2 separate regions of the Homo sapiens genome follow, and region 2 is linked to region 1. Evidence: read pairs that join two places in POLR2A ChIA-PET (ENCODE). Cell type or tissue: B cell. All regions are shown on one strand. Each heading gives the region's core, and the rest is flanking DNA. Links, peaks and the distances in the headings are about the cores only. Region 1 overlaps PDE4D (phosphodiesterase 4D). Region 2 holds the start of PART1 (prostate androgen-regulated transcript 1).

Region 1 (5,000 bases), core at 1-5,000:
TTTGCCACAGAACACCTCCTCCCCTGCACATGCATCTATATGCCATTTATCACCAGTTGCATGCTGAAACTAACCTTAGACAGAATGCTATTTGGAAATGCTGAGATGCCTTAAATTGCCTTCTATCATCTCTCATTATTAGTTACTAAGGAAAATGGCTTTGAGAAAATATAAAATATTTCAGGAAAATATGTAATTTGATGCTCAGATAACTCACTTTTTGCTACATCAGAAAAAGCAAAACTAGAATTTAAAAATAAACTTGGATGCATGTCTTGGTTATTCTTATATTCATAGTGTGTGATCCAAAGGGAGTCAAAGAAATCTGTAGCGAGGCTGCTCACAGTCTAGGTCTCTTTTTGTGTAGGACAAAGGTAGGGCTTGGCTTCTAGTTGAAGCTACAGTTCTGTAGGACTTGGGATTTGGAAAAGTAATGACAAGATAAATAAGTTATCACCATCAGAGACCTAAATGGTTGCAAATTTGGCACTGGTTACATAATGAACAAAAGTTTCATAACATATTTCATAAGATATTTTCATAACATATGTCTTACAATTACTTTTTTTATTTTCTGAGGTTTTTTCTCTAAATTATGCTAAAAATGTCATCGAGAAGCATAAAAACAGACTTTCATTAATAGTTGCTATAGCAGTGGGAAATTTTTGTAGGAATTTAAGTAAAAAAGCAAGTTATTTAGCAGTTTTGTTCAAATTAGACATTTCTGCCATCAGCCTGCCCCCTGGGAACTTGGAAAGTGCATACTTGCTCTTGAGTTCTGCTAGTGCCCTAACCACACGCCTTTCATGTCTACCATACTTCGATGATCTTGGATTCAAATATGATCCTCTGCCTTCCTCACAGAAAGAAACAATTTAGGGACATGGACTTAATGGTAATGACTTTCAAAAGCTAATGACGTGCAGTCTTTCGGCACTGCCTAGCCGAACACTCTTTAGACAACCTGCTGCTTTAGACTGGACATGCACATGATTCCTAAGATACACTAAACAAGAATATGAGATGCTGAGTCCATTGTTTCCTGTGCAAAATTCAGTTCACCAAGAATACTATTTTCACCAAGAAAGCCATAGACTGTGTGTAGGTAAAGAACTTTTGCGCTAATGAAACTTGTTATTGGCTGGGACTAGGGGCCTAAATACTAGTTTGAGATTCTGTTTCTGCTGTGCCATATAGCATGAGATCCCACTTTTGCCTCTATAAAGCAGGGCTATGGTTATCTTTCCTTATTACCTCAGTTGATTGTTGGCTGTGAGAACCAAGTAAGATATGCTTCATGGAATAACAGAAGAATGCAAGATATTATCACGGGAGGCAACATTTTTGGGATATCACATATTAGTGGAAACTTAAAGAATATTTGAGAGGTTATCTTTGACATTTACATAAAACCATGTATGAAACAAGTAGTTCTTGTGTTTTTTTAACCTATGAACTTTTTCAAGTGTTTTCTCCACAACATTCCTCTCTTCTACCAAAGAAAATCAGTTTACAGTCATGTGTTTTGTAAAAGCCTAAATGGGAATGAAGGTGGTTAGTAAGAGGGTTCACAAGATGGAGAGGCTCCCATGACATTTGTAGGTTTAATCTCGTGCCCCATGACCTCTTAAAATGTCCCCATGCCCATTCAGAATACCCCAATTCACTTCAAAGGCAAAAACAACGTGACATTGTGAAATCATACCAGATGTTCTAGTAGAACTGTGTTCTGGTCCTATTGAGTTCACCCAGGAGAGGCATCAAACTCTGCAATCAGAACATATCAACACATGGCCTATTAGCTGATTCTGCCACTTGGTAGCTGTATATTCTCTCTCTGTTTAGTGTCCTTATCTGTAAATTGAAATAATAATAATAGCTCATAAGGCTTTGTGGGGATTAAGTGAGATAATCATGTACAGTGCCCAGCACAGTGTCTACTGCATGGTAAATACTGCAAAAATGTTAGCTGTTGACTGCTCCTATTTATGACCTTCATTATTAAAAAGGGGAACTTAGGCTGACGCAGGAGAATGGCGTGAACCCCGGGGGACGGAGCCTGCAGTGAGCCGAGATCACACCACTGCCCTCCAGCCTGGGCGACAGCGAGACTCCGTGTCAAAAAAAAAAAAAAGGTGGGGGGGGGGGAACTTATGAATGCCTTTCACTTATACCAGCATCATTAAAAATTTAAGTTTTTTAAGAACCATGAAAAGCTAACCATTGACAATTTAAGAAGCATGCAAGCTTGGTTTACAAAAGAACTGGACAAGCTCAGAATGGGCTAGTTCAGTGGAGTGACTGCTGCAGGAGCTCAGGTTTTGAGACCTTCCTGTCTTCTTCCTTCATCCTTCTCCTCTTTTTGTGTTCTCTCCACACACTTTTCCTCATCAAAGCCAAAACCTTTGTTCTTGCTATATTCTCTTTTTAGAGCCTGCTCACAGTAAAATTTTAAAAAAATGAAGAAGTGCTGAAAGTGTAGATAAGCAATTAGACATGAGTTAATGTTTTTTATTTGCAAGAGCATTTGCATTCTAATATGAACTGAACATTGAGTAAATAGATTCCTGACTCCCTAACAGGGCTATGTCTTGTGTCAGGAAGCCAGCGCACTGGGCTTCTTGGTAGGCAGGAGACCCAAGTCATCATCTGCTACTAAGGCTGGGTCTTGGAAGATGGAGAAGGCCGTAGAAGAAAGGAAAGCCAAAAAAAGAAAGGAATGAGATTTTGATATATTAATTAGCTCATACTATAAGCCTGGACTTTTGCTAGGCATTTTCCATGGTAATTTGGTTATACCTCAAAACAATTCTCAACATTATTATCACTGCCACCACTTCTGTTAGCAGCTGTGAGAACAGAGGTCATGTGAGTAAGCAGTTTGCTAAGGGTTGCATAGCTTAAAAAGTAGTCAATAAGCTAAAGTTTGAACCCTGAGATGCCTGGCCTTCACAGCTAAACTTTTATTAATTACACCTGCTTCTAACAACAACAACCATGGCTAAAGTTTCATTAACCTACCAGTTTCTAACAACATTAACAAAAACATTTTCAAAAATATAATAATAGTCATCAATAGGAATAAAGGGAAACAATCCAAAAATAGCTCTGTTGAGGTTACTGATGGATGGGGACAGGAAAGTACAAAATTTTTTCTACGAAAGTTTCCCTTTGAGGATCACTTTCCTTGGCTGTCTTGCCTTGTGAAATTATACCTTCCCTAATGGCTTGGAGCTGATTGTGCCCTTCTTTCTGTCAAGGACAGCTTAAACTTCATGGAATAGTTTATTTGAAGCTTGTGGGTACCAATTCCAGGCAGCAAGATACTACTTTCAGAGATTCAATTAACTTCCTTCAGAGTCACAGCAAAAAGCGATAGAGCTAAATTGATTACCTTGAAGTGCCTTAACCGTTTTGCTGCTGTTGTTACTTCTTGAGCCAATTTATTCTCCCAGCAATGTCACTGTTACTGAAGTTGGTCTGTTCTTTATTCTCAGTTTATGAATAGGAATCATCTGAATATAGTTATAGACCTCTAGTCTAGATCATTTTTTGCAAAATTACAAAGATGGGAAAATTTCCAAGCCATAGTTATTCCAAATGGCTGGGAGTGCCTTAGGAACTTATTTCTGGAGTCTTTTGAACTATTTATATTATTGATATGAACAATGCCCCTGATTGTTAGTTAGCAATCTATTCATTGATAGGGACATGAAAGGCAGTCTGCTGCCATCTAGCTTTTTAGTTTCTATCTTTAGGAATTTTCCGGTCCTTTCACAGAAAGACACTTTTTAAAGGAGCAATTCTTACTTCATCCCTGAGAGGGAGACACTTATGAAGGTACTGCAGAATCTTAAAAAAAAAGTCTTCATCATTCTTTTACTTCTTTTTGCCTTTAAGTTGGTCTTAAATGGGTAAAAGTGATAAATGTAGGTTGTGTAGTTCAAATCCATTGCAGTGACTAAGCAGTGACCACCCATAGGGGCAAAAACTATGTATTTTTAGAGGCAAAGATTGATAACCACAGCCATGACCCTGAGCAAGACTGTGAAATAGATGCAGTTCTTTGCCATCCTCCCTTTTCCTGAGTTATGGGCACTTTCTGCCTTCATAGCTGTTTCCTCTGCAAAATGGAGATTTTACTGTCAGAAGTCTCCTATTGCTATTGCTTCTTGGAGTTGGTTCCCATGCTCTGGGCACAGGAAAGCAATCTGAGATCTTCACTACTAGTATTTATTGAGCACCTATACTATGCCAGGACTGGACTGTGCTCTGAGGTCACAGTGGTAAACATACCGACATGGTTCCTGCTGTCATGAGCCTTCCAAAGGAATAGCGAAGAAAAACATTAAACATATCAGCCCATGATTAAATGCATAATTAGATAAAATGCATTGAAGAAGTAAAGATCCCAGGAAAGGAGAGAACCAATTAATATGATGGATGGGAAATCAAGGCTGCTGGAAGGAAGTAGTGTATAAGCTGAAAAATGAGGAGTGAATAGGAATTAGCCAAGTGAAAAGCAGAGGCAAATGGGTTTCAGGAAAAGGAAAAACATATGTACCAGTAACATTTCAAGAAGAAATGGGAAGGATTAGATGATTTCTGTTATTCTTATTAGGTTGATCTCTTCCATGGAAGAGACACACAGAATGTAATTAATTTATAGAATATAAAAATGATTTTTTTTTTTAGGAATGGGGAGGTGAGGAGAAGACCCGCTTCAAGTTCTGTTCCAATATTAATATGGTTTTGCTTTCTCTACAAACCTAAGTAAAACAATGGTGGTACCAAGGGTTGGTTGGGAGGCACTAGTTTTCCCAGTGTACATACTCACAACTAACATAAAAGCTAAATACGTATAATCAACATGCTTACACTACAAACACAACTTCAAATAAAATTCACTAGATCAACCGGGCACAGTGCCTCACACCTGTAATCCTAGCACTTTGGGAGGCTGAGGCGGGCAGATCACCTGAGGTCAGGAGTTTGAGACC
Region 2 (17,567 bases), core at 5,344-10,343, 1.2 Mb before region 1:
TTTAAAGTTCATATGGCACCAAAAAAGATCCCGCATTGCCAAGTCAATCCTAAGCCAAAAGAACAAAGCTGGAGGCATCACACTACCTGACTTCAAACTATACTACAAGGCTACAGTAACCAAAACAGCATGGTACTGCTACCAAAACAGAGATATAGATCAATGGAACAGAACAGAGCCCTCAGAAATAATGCCACATATCTACAACTATCTGATCTTTGACAAATCTGAGAAAAACAAGCAATGGGGAAAGGATTCCCTATTTAATAAATGGTCCTGGGAAAACTGGCTAGCCATATGTAGAAAGCTGAAACTGGATCCCTTCCTTACACCTTATACAAAAATTAATTCAAGATGGATTAAAGACTTAAACGTTAGACCTAAAACCATAAAAACCCTAGAAGAAAACCTAGGCATTACCATTCAGGACATAGGCATGGGCAAGGACTTCATGTCTAAAACACCAAAAGCAATGGCAACCAAAGCCAAAATTGACAAATGGGATCTAATTAAACTAAAGAGCTTCTGCACAGCAAAAGAAACTACCATCAGAGTGAACAAGCAACCTACAGGATGGGAGAAAATTTTCACAATCTATTCATCTGACAAAGGGCTAATATCCAGAATCTACAATGAACTCGAACAAATTTACAAGAAAAAAACAAACAACCCCATCAAAAAGTGGGCGAAGGACACGAACAGACACTTCTCAAAAGAAGACATTTATGCCACCAAAAAAACACATGAAAAAATGCTCACCATCACTGGCCATCAGAGAAATGCAAATCAAAACCACAATGAGATACCATCTCACACCAGTTAGAATGGCGATCATTAAAAAGTCAGGAAACAACAGGTGCTGGAGAGGATGTGGAGAAATAGGAACACTTTTACACTGTTGGTGGGACTGTAAACCAGTTCAACCATTGTGGAAGTCAGTGTGGCGATTCCTCAGGGATCTAGAACTAGAAATACCATTTGACCCAGCCATCCCATTACTGGGTATATACCCAAAGGACTATAAATCATGCTGCTATAAAGACACATGCACACGTATGTTTATTGCGGCTCTATTCACAATAGCAAAGACTTGGAACCAACCCAAATGTCCAACAATGATAGACTGGATTAAGAAAATGTGGCACATATACACCATGGAATACTATGCAGCCATAAAACATGATGAGTTCATGTCCTTTGTAGGGACATGGATGAAATTGGAAATCATCATTCTCAGTAAACTATCGCAAGAACAAAAAACCAAACACCTCATATTCTTACTCATAGGTGGGAATTGAACAATGAGAACACATGGACACAGGAAGGGGAACATCACACTCTGGGGACTGTTGTGGGGTGGGGGAAGCGGGGAGGGATAGTATTAGGAGATATACCTAATGCTAAATGATGAGTTAATGGGTGCAGCACACCAGCATGGCACATGTATACATATGTAACTAACCTGCACATTGTGCACATGTACCCTAAAACTTAAAGTTTAATAATAATAAAATTAAATTAAAAAAAAAAAGAAAACCTGTAGCTCTGGTATCATAGTGGCTGTAGTGACTGGTTGAATGATTTAATCTATTTCAGCCTCAGTTGCCTCAGCTGTTAGAGGAGTTAATTATATCAGTCCTGCCTTATAATCATAGCAATAATTCCCATTTCCAAATGCCTGCCATGGGTCAGGTTCTTGCTATGTCTTTGGCACATATTATCTTTAAGTCTCATCAACTCTGCAAGGAAGGAACAATTGTCATTCACAGTTTACAGCTGAGAAAGCTGAGGCTCAGATTATTTCAGTAAGCTGCCTGAAGTCATGCAGCTAAGTGGCAAAGCCAGGATATAAACTTCATATGTATGTTCACAAAGTCCCCGCTTAGTCCTCCATGGAATTTTTAGAGTTATTTAAAATGACATGTGTGAAAGTGTTTTGAAAATAGCAAAGTTCCTTGTAAATGCATGTTATTATTATCATACTGATGAATATAAATTACTTAACATCTATTTACCAAGTTCCTTATAGATATTTAGCACTGAGTCAGTTTTCATTTTGGACAATCTATGGAATTAGTTATTTCTCTAATGTAGTATTACATAAGATGCATTATAAATAAATCTTAAATATTTTCAAGTGGAAATTTCTTCCATCCTTGGGACCAGGTTCTTCCTTCTTCTCCTTCTTCTTCTTTTTTATTTTTATTTTTTTGAGACTGGGTCTCTGTCACCCAGTCTGGGATGCAGTGGCACAATCATGGATGGCTCACTGCAGCCTCGACCTTTTGGGTTCAAGTGATCCTTTCTCCTCAGCCTCTCCAGTAGCTGGGACCACAGGTATGGCCACCACACCCAGCTAATTTTTTTATTTTTCTAGAGATGGTGTCTCACTATGTTGCCTAGGCTGATCTCAAACTCCTGGGCTCAAGTTATCCTGTTTCAATCTCCCTAAGTGCTGGGATTAGAGGTATGAGCCACCACACCCAGCCTGGGTTTTAGTTTCTTTTTGATCATATTTGGAGAAAAAAAGAAAAGAAGCAAATTTGCTAATCAAAATTGAGTGAATGTTTCAAGAAACAAAACCAATTAAATGTAGTCCAACCTTGAGAATCAGCAAGTAAAAACCTCTGAAGCCAAGAGGGCTAACAGGAAAACTGAAGGAGAGGAGAGAAATATACCATAAGCATTTTCAAACCTCTGCTTCAAATTCTTGTATTTATAAATGGTCTGGGCCAGCAGTGCAACTCTCCCTGTCTCGCTCTTTGTTGTTTATTTTTTGGAGTCTTTAATGACCAATCGGGTTGCTGAAATTTACTTGAAGAGTTTATTCTTGATTCTGAGGTATAAGATTTTCTGTGTGAAGATGGCTGGGAATCCACACAACTCTCCTAAAATAAGCACCAAGTTTTGGAAAGAATTTTCTCTTGTGGAAAACATCCATTTCCAAAGAGAGCCATCAGCATGAGATTGCTTTTTTTTCTTTTTAACCGCCCCCAACCCAAGGAGAAAGCTGAGGGGAGTCAGTCTGTGAAGCAGCCAGGAATCAACTTTCATGACAGTTTTAACATTCAAGGCAGACTTTTCCCTTGGTCTTTTGGAAGAACTGCTGAAATCTCAATGAAAGTTCATGAAATTCTGTAGAGGAATCAGCTGAGTCTAGAAATAAGCTGTTCCTTATTGTTTCCTCTGTTTCCTTATATATAAAGAGTGGGTAAAAAGAAGCACCTTGGAAAGTCATTGTGAGATTAAATGGCATAATGCATGCACATCTCCTGGCACAAACTAATCACCACTGTTGTGTTCTAAGCCAGTTTCCTAAATACACAGATCCAGTTGTTTTTTAAGTCTCAGTGTGAACTGTTTATTCTGTTTGGCCCATGTGGATATCTAAAGGGTTCACAAAAATGCTTTCAAATTGATAAAATATGGAGGAAGCCGCTTTTCTAGTCTTCATCAAGGATCTGCGTTGGGTGGAATAGAATCTTTGTTTGGGTTTGGTAAGAGTTTCATGATGCAGGATTTTATAGAGAGGGAGCTAATGCCATTGGGTGGCTGATCACCTAGGTGGAATGAATGTGGGGCCACTCATCCATGCATTTTTCTGCAGGTGAGATGGGATAGGTAGCCCTTGTACAGTTCTTCTGTCAGAGATCTTGGTCACATTTGAGTCTCTGCTGGGCTAAGGCAGAAGCCCTTATAGGAGGATAGGACCACTACCTGGCCAGGCTTGGTTTTCTTTAGCTCAGAGCCTGGAATTGGCTAAATTTGAACAGACAAGATTAAAAAAAACAAGCTGATTATACAAGTGATATTGTAAAGAAAAAGCTAGATACCATAAGAGCTGGATACCAGCCCAGTGTTGCTGTTTGGATTTGATCATACTCTCTTGAGTACAGGAACAAGAGGGCAGCCTAACATTGTCCCTGAAGCCCTCTGCCCACAGCCAGTCAGATCCATGTCCAACCTTAGCAGCTAGGATGCTGGCCATCCCTGTGGCCCAGGCCCCATTTGTACAAGTTCTGGGACTGGGGTGAAGGTATTCTTGTTATAATGCCTTTTTAACACAATTCTGGCCTTTTGGGAGAGAGAGTCAATGTTTTACACTCTGGGGACTCAACTTGTGCTCGGATTCACCTTTGGCAAGGGTCCTTTAGTGGAATGGACTCTGCCCAGGGAGTCAGTGGACTGCTGTTTGCTGGTTGATTTTAGACAAGTTACTTTATGTTTGTGGGCCTCATTTTCCTCTGAGCAAAGACATCTCTAACCTGAGTCACAGCACAATCTTTGTGGTCTGACTCTGTCTGGGGCATGGAAAATTGTGTGTGTGTGTGTGTGTGTGTGTGTGTGTGCATGTGTGTGTCTCCAGTCACTGGTTCTGGGGATGTTCCTCCAAACTGTTCTTGCCTTCTTTCTGTTATCCAAACTTTTCTGTGCAGAAGAACAAGATTTAAGTTTGAATGGATCATTGTTTCTTTTCGGCTAAACAACTGCTGATAGTCAGAGGATGACCTATTTCTGAAGCAGACGACCAAGGAGAAATTTATGGATTTCTATTCTTTAGACTTAACCAGTGTTCCTTCTTGGAACATATGTTATGGAACTTGACTAATCGCCCTGGCAATATGTTGCCAAAGTTTTCCTGGCAATAGATCAAAGTCTGTAATATACCAGCACATCAGCTTTGCAGAGCTCAGACAATGAGAAAACAGGTAGGGGTGGGAGAAAGCACTTGCAATTAATTTTGGAGTCAGATTTTGATAGAAAAGTAGAAAGAGGATAGGACTAATTGACTTCTGAAAGAATTACAGGTGGCTGGTGTGCCCCATGACTCACACTGTAATCTAAATACTTTGGGAGGCCAAGGTGGGAGGGTCTCATGAGGCCAGGGGTTTGAGATCAGCCTGGGGAACATAGTGAGACCCTGTCTCTACAAAAAATAAAAAAAATTAGCCAGGCTTAGTGGCATGTGCCTATGATCCCAGCTGCTTGGGAGGTTGAGGTGGGAGGATCACTTGCAACTGGGAGGTTGAGGCTGCAGTGAACCGTGTTCACACCACTGCACTCCAGCCTGGACAACAGAGCAAGATCCTGCCTCAAAAACAAAAACAAAAACAAAAAAAAAGAAAGACAAAAAAGAATTGCAAGCGGCCAATACATAAGAGAAGATGCCTAACACCTAACCCCCCAATTAGCATTGTGATTATAAAGATAACAATGCTATCATTTCCCCACATCATTTTGGCAGAAATGTGAATGGATGGTTAAACTCGGTGTGCCTGTGAGTTTGATGAAATGGATGTGCTCATACAACTACCTGATACAACCTTTTGGAGGGCAGGTGGCTGATACTTACTGAAATGTGAAATGTATAATCTTCTTGCCCAGAAATTCTGGGTCTAGGACTTATCCTAAGAAGACAACTATACAAATGTAAAAATACATTTATGTAGTATGTTTGCAAAAGCATATTCATGGGGAAAATGAGAAATAACTTTAATGTTTATCAATAGAGAACTGGTATAGTAAATTATGATAAATACCTACTGTGAAATCCTGCATAGTCAATAAAATGATGGTGTAAAGCTTCATATATTAATGTGAAAAATTATTTAATGGTACAAAACAGGTTATGAAACACAACAATCACATTTCTATACAGTCATATTACTAGAAATATGGGAAGTTGTTAATTTAAATCTGAACAGTTAGAATTTCAGGCTACCTTTACTTCCTTTGCTATTTAACTGTTTCCTCTCCCACCTATCAACTCTATGTCCTTAGGGAAACTTATTTAACCTTTCTCACTCTTGGTGAAAATGGAGATAATACCAAACTCTTAGAGGTTGTTGTGAGAATCAAGCAATAAAATACATGTCAAGCACCTAGTAAAAAATGTATTTTGATTTTTTTTTGTCATACACAGTTTCCTTTTTTTCTTTCATTATGTGAGTACAAACAGCTGTGTTCCTATGCCCAGATTCAAAGAGAGAAAGCTAAGTGGGCTTTTGAATAACTTCCACTTATTTTAATGCAGGGAAAGCTCTAGTTCCAAATATGTGGAACAGTATTTTCCTAAGGCTGCAATGTGTCAGAAAAAGACCATATTGAGTCATTGTTTTCTGAAGCCAAGACAGGAGATTGAGAGACGGATGCTGATGGGCAGCCTAAAATAATATTTCATTCTTGTCATCCTTAGGCAGTTTAAGACCAAGTCATTTTGGATAGATCTACAGTTTCCCTCTCGGTTTGGAAGAACAAAGCTTTTGTTATTTATGTTCTTAAACAACAGCGCTTTGTCCTATACTCAGGAGCGTGCAAAGCAAACAGAAGATTTCCTGAACGGCCATCCCATTTATGGTGAGGAGTCAGTCCAAGAGGTAAGTAGACATACTCAGCTGCAACCATCTGCAGAGGGCCCACATTGGCAGCAAAAGGAAATAGCCAAGACTCACAGGAGCACAACAGCCAGTCAGGTTTGGGATTCACTTCTCTGATACTGTGCCAAAGTTGGTGGACTCAGCCATTCTGAAACTCACTGTTCACTTGGGGCCTGCTTTGCACAACAAAACAAATAGCCCTGTTTTGCTTTCCATGTCTGAGGCAGAAAAATAAAAATGGCAATATTTTGAGTGTTTTTACATTGGGAATTTCTGGTCCATAGATAATTATTTCAGATACCCCTGTGTAATCTTTTCAGAGCTGTTGAAAACTGTGGAATAGGGGATAATTAGGGCTCAAGAGATTTCATTAATGGTTAAAGGATCATTAGAAGGACACGTACTGTATCCCTCTTCTTATTTCTCTTCCTGCACTAAAACAACTCCTGGCTTGCTACCATACTTCCGCACCCATGTGCAATTTTCACTTAGCAAAAGGTCAAGTCTAAGTAGAATCTATGAAGTTGGGATTGATTCTGATTGGTAATAATGCTAGCTAGCAAGCATTGAAAATTTGTACCAGGTTTTCTGTTAAGTAGTCTGCATGCACTATCTCAATGATTCTTAAGGAGTGGTCCATAGATCACTGGCTTTACAAACATTGACGCATGGTGGTGGGTGTGGGCAATGAAAAGGCAGATTCCTAGATTCTACTCTAGATCCATGGGATCAGCATCCTGTAGTGGGAGCCAGGGATCTACCATTTTAGCAGGTGCCTTGGGTCATCATCCTTATGCACATGACATTCGAGAGCCACTGTGTTATTTCCTAGTGCAACTGTGACTCAGTGTAATCTGCTTTCTTTCCACTCCTCTGATTTCTGTGTGTAAATTTTCATGACAAAAGTTAGACAAAATACCATGGACTGAAGTTAGATATAGAGCAACTCATGTCTCTTTTAGTTGCTGGTGATTGCAAATGTATCTCCATGGCCAAATTGCTTTTGAGGCACTATATGTGATATTTATCTGTATTGTGGGAAGGTTAAAGAAGTGAGAACTCTTTCCTTGCTTAGTGGTGGCCTGTGCTCTGGAGGTAGAGAGGAAGACACAGGGGCCATGGAGGTGGGACTTACAGGTGTGGTACAGGTTGTATAATCATGATGGTGACCCTGCATGGAGAAGGGAAAGCTTGACCTTTTCCTTGGCTCAGGGCTATGCAAATAGGGCTGGCCCATTTCTGAGAGGGGAAGGTAGCTGATATGCAGGTGTGATTCCCTAGGGCCCAGAAAGACCTGCCTGCCTTCTGCCTTTGTTGTCATGCTTCATGAGGCCTGAAATGTTCACTGGTGGTTATTTCTCTGGTTCTCAGCTTTAGCTCTAGAAAGCCCCTATTGAAATGACATGCCACTTGGAAGATAGCAGGACCATTTACTTATATTTTCACAGACTGCTTTAATCTGCTACTCTGGGGATGGCACACAAAAAGATTTAGTTGATGGGAGGGAGGTTAGGCCCCTTTGTGGGCCACAAAGAAGAATCTGGGGAGCCCAGGGAGACTATTCTGGGGGTAGAAGTGAGGAGGAAAGGCTCTAAAGACAAACTGGACCTATGTCACAGTTCCGAGGGCTGTCCTCCAGAATACATTGTTTTCCTGAAATTCTCCAGCCCCTTCCATCATTTTCCTCTCAGTGAATGTCCAGTGCTGAATAACTGCCCCCTTAGTCACAGGACTGGACTGCAGCAGTGCTGCAGGTGGTGAGGCTCAGTGGCACAAGTGGCTCTGGGAGGGAATCTTGATGTCGGATTCTGTAGCTGCACCAGCAGAGGGGGAAGAGGGAGATAATTACCCACCTCTGAGTCTGAGATCCCCCTACCCCCAGTGCATTCTTCTGCCAGGAGCAGGATCATTAGAATAAGTGAGACTTAGCTTAGCTCATTCAACTCCTTGCCAGGCCCCATGCAAAGCTTTCAAACTTTCAAATATACGATCATTTCTAGAGACTATGTTGGGATCCCCTGCATTTCTTTATCCATTTGTTGAGAAGGACCAGAGATGATGCCTAACTTTAGCCAAGAGTTTGTCTGTGGGTCCGATAAGCCTCACATTTGATTTTATTGGAATTTTAATCTTGCAGAAAGTACCCTATGTTTCAATTTTAAAGCATTTTTTTTGTTAAACTGAAAACATCCCTCAATTTTTCCAATGTTCGTTTGTCCTCTAGTGCTAATTTATGTGGTAAGTGGTACTGGTTCATTAATTTACTCAGGAGGGTGTAACCACCTTTCATGGAGAAGGGGTGGCTAGGAAGGGGTTTCTAGTGAAGGAATTCATTTTTCTTGGTCTTCATGGTGGGTGCTGGGGAAGGGTGTGCAGTCAGAGGGGCTGCATTTGCAGAAACATGGCTCTGTGTGTGAGCCTGGGTTCTCAGGAATAGGAAGCAGGTAGGTGCAGTGGGTGGGTATTCATGTGACAGTGGAGGAAGATAAGGACAAAGATCATGCATGAGTAGTGAATGAATGAATGAATGAATGAATGAATGAATGAATGAATGATTGTGTATAGAAGTCCATACTCCTTCTCTGGGGTGGCTATTCCTTCACCAAGCAGACTCTGTTCTTTCTTCTGCTGCTTCTTAGTGAGCACGTCTAAGTCTCAGTTGATATTCTCTTGCTCTGAGAAATTTCTCATCAATGGGAGGAGAAAATATAATTCGCTTCAACATAGCTCATATTTAAGCTGAGAATTCAGCATGAATTCCAGACATGGTTCATGTATTTTGGATAATCAGCATAGCTGTTCATGATCGGTAACCCTCTTTTTTCTCCTCCTTCAAATCGTTTTTGGTTAGGTTACCATGACTGAAGATTAATGACTTCCATTATTTTTTTTCCCTCATGCAGGAATGTTTAAACTAGTCTAAACTTTGTACCAACTATCATATGAATCATGTCTACTACTGTTACCCCTTGTGTGTCATGTCCTGGGTTAGTGTCCTTGCATGACACAGCAAAATACAGGGCAGGGTTAAAAGTGTCAATTGAGAACCAGGCAAAAAACTGATGATTAATAGTGACCAACACACTTCACTGTGCTGTTATCTTAGAGGCCTTAAGGCAAAATCTTACTTACAAATATTAGTTGAAATGCAATATGTGATGTTAGTAGACACATTTCACCACATCTGGCAGTTCATTAATTCACCTTCATTTTTTTTTTCTTTTCTTCTTTTTTTTAATCTTTTTTTTTTATACTTTAAGTACTAGGGTACATGTGCACAATGTGCAGATTTGTTACATAGGCATACATGTGCCATGTTGGTTTGCTGCACCCATCAACTCGTCATTTATATTAGGTATTTCTCCTAATGCTATCCCTCCCTCAGCCCCCTACCCACTGACAGGCCCTCGTGTGTGATGTTCCCTGCCCTGTGTCCAAGTGTTCTCATTGTTCAGTTCCCACCTATGAGTGAGAACATGCGGTGTTTGGTTTTCTGTCCTTGTGATAGTTTGCTGAGAATGATGGTTTCCAGCTTCATCCATCTCCCTGCAAAGGACATGATCTCATCCTTTTTTATGGCTGCATAGTATTCCATGGAATTCACCTTCATTTTCAATATTGTGTATATTTATTGCAGTGAGCTTAATCCTAATAAAAACAATTTTATTTCTATTTATTTATGTTTTTTCAATTTTTTCTTTGAGACAGGATCTCACTCTGTCACTGAGGCTGGAGTGCAATAGCACAACCATAGCTCACTGCAGCCTCCAACTCCTGGACTTAAGTGATCCTCCCACCTTGGCCTCCCAAGTAGCTGGGACTACAGGTGTGTGCTACCATGCCCAGCTATTTATTTATTTGTTTCTCTTTTTTGCAGAGATGGGGTCTTGCTGTGTTGCTCAGGGTGGTCTCAAACTCCTGGATTCAAGTGATCCTTGGCCTTCTAAAGGGCTGGGATTACTAAAGGGGCGAGCCACCATTTCTAGCTGACAATTTTCTTTTTTTTTTTTTTTTAATTATACTTTAAGTTTTAGGGTACATGTGCACATTGTGCAGGTTAGTTACATATGTATACATGTGCCATGCTGGTGCGCTGCACCCACTAACGCGTCATCTAGCATTAGGTATATCTCCCAATGCTATCCCTCCCGACAATTTTCTTTTAATGAGCAGTCACCATATAATAGGCTCAGTTCTAAGCATGTATTTGCCCATTTAATCTTCACACCAGCCTAGGAGGTAGTTACTGTGTGTGGCACCCTTTTATATAGGAGGAAACTGAGGCATAATGCTGTTAAGTAGCTTGCTCAGGGTCTAACAATTAAGAGTCAGAGCTGGGATGTGAACCCAGGTGGCCTGACTCCAGAGTTTCTACCAACCACCATGTTATACTGCTTTACATGTTTAAAGCAAAGATATGGTTTTAGCATCAAATATTAAGAATGCACTCCCCACATTTTTCTTATTAAATGTAATTGCCAGTTTTTGTATATGTCATTGTCCTAATGCTTTCGAGAAACTTAGACAAAGAGCAAGACCACAGATAAATGGATCCTTCTGTTCAGGTCTCATTACCTAGAAGAGTTTTGACTGCAATATATGAGTACTAAAAGTTGATGGTTTATGCTAATTTTAAGTGTAATATATTTTAGAATTTTGTCACATGCATTATTAATATGATTTCATATTCATGGCCTTAGGAAGATTAATTTAAACAATAACAACAAGAACAACAACAACAACAAAATACAACAAAAAATTTCCCCCATGTGCCAAGAGCAAATTTTGAGGTCCATTTATCCAGATAAAGTGTTTTGTTATCTGAACCAAGAACATGAACTTTATCTTTATAGTGACCACAGACTCCCATCTCTAGTATCATGATTTTTAATTTGAATTAAAGCATTTTTTTTTGCTTTGTTAAGATGAGGCAGGCCTTCTTGCTGACATTTTAAAAAGCAACTATTTTTCTTTCAGTTTACACTATGAGGCATTGGCTCCAACTGTCAGCATTGAAACTGTCAGCAGTTCCCTACCAGGAAACTGGTTCCAAGGTCTAGGGTTTCCTTAGGTAGAGGCTGGCACTGTGAAAATAATGGGGCTCTTTATCCATGTCACCTGGAATGGAGTTAATACCCTGCCAGTCTTAGTTGATTTGACATACTAACAGGATGGGTCTGAACGTTTTCTATAGTTTACTCATGAGTGACTTTCTTTGGCTTACGTAAATGGCAAGGCCAGACAAATTAGCTTATGGACCTAGCAATCATTCTTGGCCCAGATTTTGAGACACTTTTCAATCAACCATAGTTGCTCTAATACCTGAGATTTGCTGACAGTGCTTGGTTCAGAAAAAGGTTCAGTTTCCTGAGCAATTTTTCTTTTATTGGGATCATCTTAATTCTTGTTTGCGGGGTTAAGATGAAGGAAATATGAGCAAGGACTGCACTCAGCTATTTGGGTGACCCTTGTATACCATGAGCTTCTTAGATAGGGCCTGATGTGATCACCAGAAAACATTAATTGATCGTGATGACAGGAGATAGTCTCTCTAGCCAGAACCTGCTAATACAAGTCCTGATGAATTGAGAATGATGCCTGAAGGAAGCAGACTGACGTGGTGCATTAGTAATTTTAGGCAAAAGAAGATAATGGTACTAGTATGTATATTTTTTAGTTTCCTTTTCCATTGCTTTGTTTTGCACAGGCTGAAGAAAATAAATGTAAACAGCATATTATGGTGGCTCAGGGTGGATAATAATGGGACATCACTTCCTTTGTTTCAGTGTGAGGTTGCCCCTGCTATGTGACAGCTCCAAGGACTAAAGATTTCAATCCCCAGAAAAATGTCGAGTCCCAGTAACATGTTTCAGGTTATCATGATTATTATGATTATAGGAGGGGAAGAGCAGTGCTGGTCTTTTAGAAAGTTCTCATCATGAATGTGTTCTGGAGTGAACATCACTTACTAACAGATGAGCAGCTTGAAGTTGAGTCAAACAAAACTTTTAGTGTTTGTAAGGGTCAGGGAGCCAGGGGACAGTCTGTAACTCAGTTGTATATTGACACAGAGAATGTACAAAAGCTGTGAAAGCTTCCACTTGAATGACTGCGGATGGTTGCTGGTGACGGTCTTGGACAGTAAGGGTTTTCTTCGGAGTTGTAGGAGGTGAAGTCTTCCTATGGGAAATTTCTGGACAAAAATACAAATGAAATGACTTGCAGGCCTCAGTTTAGAGTATTGTTGGCTTTGTCTGTCAACAAATGGAGATTTGAACATGGGAGTTCAAGGGGATTTTAATGAAATTTTATTAAGGAGATGAGAAGCAGGGAGTCTGTGTTGAAAATTCAATAAAGGGCTTGTTTTCCATCTCAGCCTGGATAATCTATGTTATCTCTGAGTAAAGGGGGTAACAATTCTAACAACCTGGCTTCCTTAGAAGTTTCCATTCTCATATAGTCACCGAAGGCAGCAGCACTGTCAAATAAACAAAGGTTTAATTAAATAAAAACTATTTAAACAGAGCAGAAATATTCTTCCCTGGCTAGTCACAGATTGGACAATTCAAAGAACAAACCCTGGGGGGAAATTGCCAATGGATTACTTTTTCTGTTTTCTGTCTATTGCAACGTTTTTCTTTCTGGTGTCAAATCTCAAGTTGAATTCAGTCAATTATCTACAGCCAAAAAAAGTGCATAAATGTCTCTTCTGTTACTGTTTATATGTCACCACTAAATAAAGCAAAATTTTCTTCTCAGCTTCTTGCCTTAGGATTTTATAAGTCCAACAAAACAAATAAAATATTATGTATATTCTATCGTCACTATGAAAGCATAAGGATTGATTTAGTTATGTACAAGTTTATTGCCAAAGTTTTTCTTCGTTGCTAATGTTACACTTGCTACAAAATGTATTAAAGAAACAGACAATTTGCTAAGGATTTGGAAGGATTTGTCATTGGGTTAAGTACATTAAGTATCTAAGGGGTGTGGTGTTCTGGTTATGTGTATGTCAGTTTCACATATTTTTTTGCTTTCTTATTTTAGTTGCCTCTATAATCATTTTGACTTTAAAATGTTTTCTGCAGATCCTTTAATAACTGCAAATGTAGAAGTATGGTGTAACAAGTAATTGGTATGACTAACACTAAAATGTAATGGGAAATAAGGATACTATTGTAAAGAAAACAAGAAAAACCTGGGGTAGGGGAGCAGTATTGATTCTCTCTTAGGATTCCTAAGATTCTCTGTCCCAACCCTTCTACCATGGAACATTCTTATGTGGTCTAAGTGTCAAAGACCAGAGGAACTGGGCAGTAACTTATCTTCTCAATTTTCTCTCTGAACATAGATATTTTCTTTAAGATACGAAAAACTTTTAATTGTGCTCCTGAAACCCATCCCTGTCCTGTCTCAGCCCCGTTGACTCTTCTTTCTGTGGGTGGGTGAAAAGCCTACCCATCTGCAAAGGTAGCTCTGAAACTGTTCTGGAAAATCCTGTATTTTCCTCCACAAATGATCGTTTTAGTTTCAAGTTTATTTCAGGTACATTAATTCTCCCCCTCCTCAGACTTCATAACAAATGATCCTGCACACGATTAGAATAGGAAAATGTAAAATAAAATCGAAGCATATCTAGTTGCCTCAGCGACTTTATGCTTATCACTTTCAGTCTGCATTATTCTACTAAAAATAAAAAGAAAGATGAAAATTACCTCAGGCGTTTGCTGCCGTGCCTGCCCTTTGGTTTCTGGGACGGCTCGGGTCCCGTAGCGCCGGCACAGCTGAGATTGCCAAGCCGGGAAGAGACCTTGCTCCAGGTGTAGCTGCGTTTTCCCCAGATCACCTGTCCTTTTCCCCTCCGACAAGGAAGCTGTGATTTTTCTCTGGCCTTTAGAGGCAAAGTGATTCCAGATAAGTAGATTAATGTGTAGAATATCTCATCTGTGTTGTTCCAGTGCAGCCCTTTCAGCTTTCCAGAGCCAGTTAGACTTGTTATGAGGAGCTAAGTGATTGGCTGGCTCTGGAGCTCAGTTTCATAGATTATAGCCCAGCGTACGAGAAGCACGAGTCCTATAGTTGGCGTACCCTGAGGCCTGCCAGTTCCTGCCTTAATGCATATGTAGTCGTAATTGAGTTCTGACACGGCCTTGGATGTTTCTGTCCTAAATAGCTGACATTGCATCTTCAAGACTGTGTGAGTAATCCTGATATTTTTTTTTTAAGCTCAGTAAATTAATTACATGCCCTGGGAGGGAGTGATTGTAAGTAGAAAATACTGAACTAGCAGATGATTCGTTTTTAAGGTGCTATACTATGTGTATCAAGTTCAAGACGATGAATCTTAAAGCTTCTAAGAACTGGCAGGGTTATTCCAGCTTTGTGCCATGAATCACAGTCAAGCTGCATTTTGAAGGAGGCTGTTTGATGCATTTGCTAGCTCTGTTTGTTTTATGGGGTCAGTAAAGTGGCAGAGGTCCAACAGGAGCAGGTTAAAGCAGGATGCTGGGATCAAAGCTTAGAGAGCACTTGAGTCAGGCAAGTTTTAAGTTTTCCCACCCCCAAGCATCTCAGTCCAAAACTGAGAGCAAGCAGCAAATATTATAATAAATGCTTTGGGGACAGGGGTACACAGCAGATAGGGCACAGTAACAGGAGAAATGTAAAATGATGGCAGCAATACTTTTGTTCACTGTAATCTGCAGCCAATTGAAGACATACACTATGAATAACTAAAACATTTTTATATGAACAAAAATGCTCTTCAGTGGTTCTGTTTATGTGGTAGAGGGCTGAATGAAAAACCATGCGCTTGTTGTAAAAAAGCCTTATAAAAAGTACATTAAACACATACAGACACAACCATAACAGAAGAAAGTATGTGGATTGGAATTTGTGATTGGAGCAGATCAAATTAAGCCAGGGAAGCCGTTATTAGGTTTGTATGATTGCTGGGGGGTAACTTCTGTTGCTGACAAGGTTTAGGATAAAGCTGGAGCAGATTGAAGTGGAAAACCAGAAAACATCAGCATTTCATTACCTTCTATAGCATACACTGCAGGGTAGAATTAATACTGAGTATAGACTGGTAAATGTGAGCAGTTTACTGTTTGCTTTTAAATCATTATTGATTTCCCCTAGCCTATCATAAAAAATAATAGGGCTTTTGCCTATGAAATTAGTGCTTAGAAATATTTTTCTTCCTCCCAAATAATTTTTATACTTTTTCTCAATACAGCACAAAGGTAGGTCATTAAAAATAAAGGGGTTCCTTTTCAAGTTGCTTTTTGTCTAATTTTTCCTCTTTAGACCTGTAGATACAAATGTATGTATTTGTGCTATGTATAACTCTCAAGCATAAATCATTTGAACAGTATTTAAAATCACAGGCTCCTGTGGCAAATATAAACTTTTAATAGCTATAGTTGGCAATTACTTGCCAATTCCTATAAAAATAACATTAGTGGCTTATTTTTGATTGCACCTAAACAACTGGCATGATTTAGCCAGTAGGAGAGAAATATTAGTTGTGTTTTGCATAATTTTGTGTTTAGATCACACTGGAAATACAAAGTTTTGTTGTTAAAAATATTTTTGCTTTCTGAAATATTATCCCCTTTCAGATCACACCAATGAATGAAGTTTGTAGAAAGAAAGAAAAGTAGCCAACGTAGACTCCTTTTCTGTATCAATCAAATATATGCAAAATACATAGATTTTTAAAAATGTAATTTTAATACATTCCTTTAGAAACACATTTACTTCATGAAGAAACAGTATAATGAGTTCATTTATTGACCCAGAATAGTGAGTTGATTTATTGAGTTTCTGTAGCCATAGACACGAATAGTAATGGTTGGCTCATTCTTAGCTATACATTCCTAACTGACTGTATTAGTGGGAGAAAGGAGTGCATCTATAAAATAAATATAATCCCATCCCTCAAGGTGGTCTGGAGCCCATCTAAGAGTAAGAAGTAGTAGAGTTGAAGCTGCTTTATCTGAATCAGCTCCTGACTTCAACTCAGCTCCTCTTTTTCCTTAGGTCCATGTGGCCCACTTGGTGTAGTATTCACATCTCCTTCCACCTTTTTATGCCTTCATTGTTTACATTACCTTGCTTGGGCTCTTATTGAGATGAATCACATAAAAATGCTTAATTATCAAACATTAATCAGCTGCCTATATAATTCAGAGGATGTTTAAAACCAAGGCTCAAGGAAATTCTGGTGGGTGTATACTAGGAGTATTTACGTCTTGCATCGGTACTTTCCTCTGGGACTTCCATCACTTCAGTTCTTCCTGAGATGCCAGAGTCATATCTCTTACTTGTGAAAGAACAGAGCTTTAAGAAATGGAGTCTAGAGGTGCCAGGTGCCCAGTGGACAGTGGGCTGGGGGCAAGGCATGGTGGGGAAAGCAAAAAAAATCTCCCAAACAGCAATAGTTGATCTTTCTTCTATCCACTCCTCTCAATTTTCTAAAACCATTTTTGTCTAACTGTGGAAGTTCTTTTGCAGATAAGGTTCTGTAAAACTATGCATATCTGCCATAGACAGATGGATTTGACGAAAGATGTATCCAAAAAGGAATGTATCACATCATGAACTTGCTAAGTGTTCATGAATACACACTGGCATTTGGAGACTATTAACACTACCTACTGAAGCAAAGACATAAATCCAAATTGAAGAAAATATAATTTTTTGATTGAATTACATTTTCCAGTGGGTTTTTTTTTTTTTGGTGAATTTTGTTTTTGGAAAAATTTGCTCTTCCCTCCAACGTTTTTCCTGTGTTATATATAGGACTGATTTGATTTCTTCAGCTTGCCCAAGAATTTAATAATTCTTACTTTGTGTTTTCAAAAGAGTTGCTGTCTACCTTGAGCATGTTTTTAAAAAAGCAGAACAAAACGAATGAAACAAATGTCCCTCTTCCCACAGAAAAAGCACACCACCAAGGAGTTAAATGCCCTACATTTCTTTAAGTCCCTCCTTTTGTGGAGCTAGACACTGGTAGAAGAGGAGCTTTCATTTAATTTCAAGACAATCAGTGATTCCAACTTAACTATAACTGTGTTCCTCTAATATCTGATTTCAAGAAGCAGAACATTTTGGTGAATTAATCTTAGAGTCAACGGGACCACGCTCAGGCCATGAAACGTTTTCTAAGCCTCAGTCTCTATGTCT

Evidence for each region. ChIA-PET counts read pairs that join two places held together with the same protein. Peaks named below come from ENCODE experiments on the same cell type or tissue, not always from the same donor. Only the 100,000 strongest peaks of a DNase experiment are listed, where the experiment ranks them.
Region 2: POLR2A ChIA-PET joins it to region 1 with 7 read pairs; 1 of 35 experiments calls an interaction of 5 or more read pairs at or near these places.

What each region holds. Positions count from the first base shown.
Region 1 is chr5:59,334,472-59,339,471 of GRCh38, reverse strand. The region is part of intron 1 of PDE4D (phosphodiesterase 4D); the gene reads left to right. Among named protein-coding and RNA genes, the nearest start is that of PDE4D-AS1, 300 kb to the right of the region's middle. In B cell, for the core only: no CTCF peak of the experiment used is centred there; a DNase peak (open chromatin) is centred at 2,021; H3K27ac peaks cover 289 bases.
Region 2 is chr5:60,484,949-60,502,515 of GRCh38, reverse strand. It overlaps PART1 (prostate androgen-regulated transcript 1), which reads right to left and starts at 14,803. Exons shown (of 4, transcript NR_024617.1): 1 at 14,093-14,803. It also overlaps a transcript of PDE4D not described here. In B cell, for the core only: no CTCF peak of the experiment used is centred there; a DNase peak (open chromatin) is centred at 7,695; H3K27ac peaks cover 710 bases.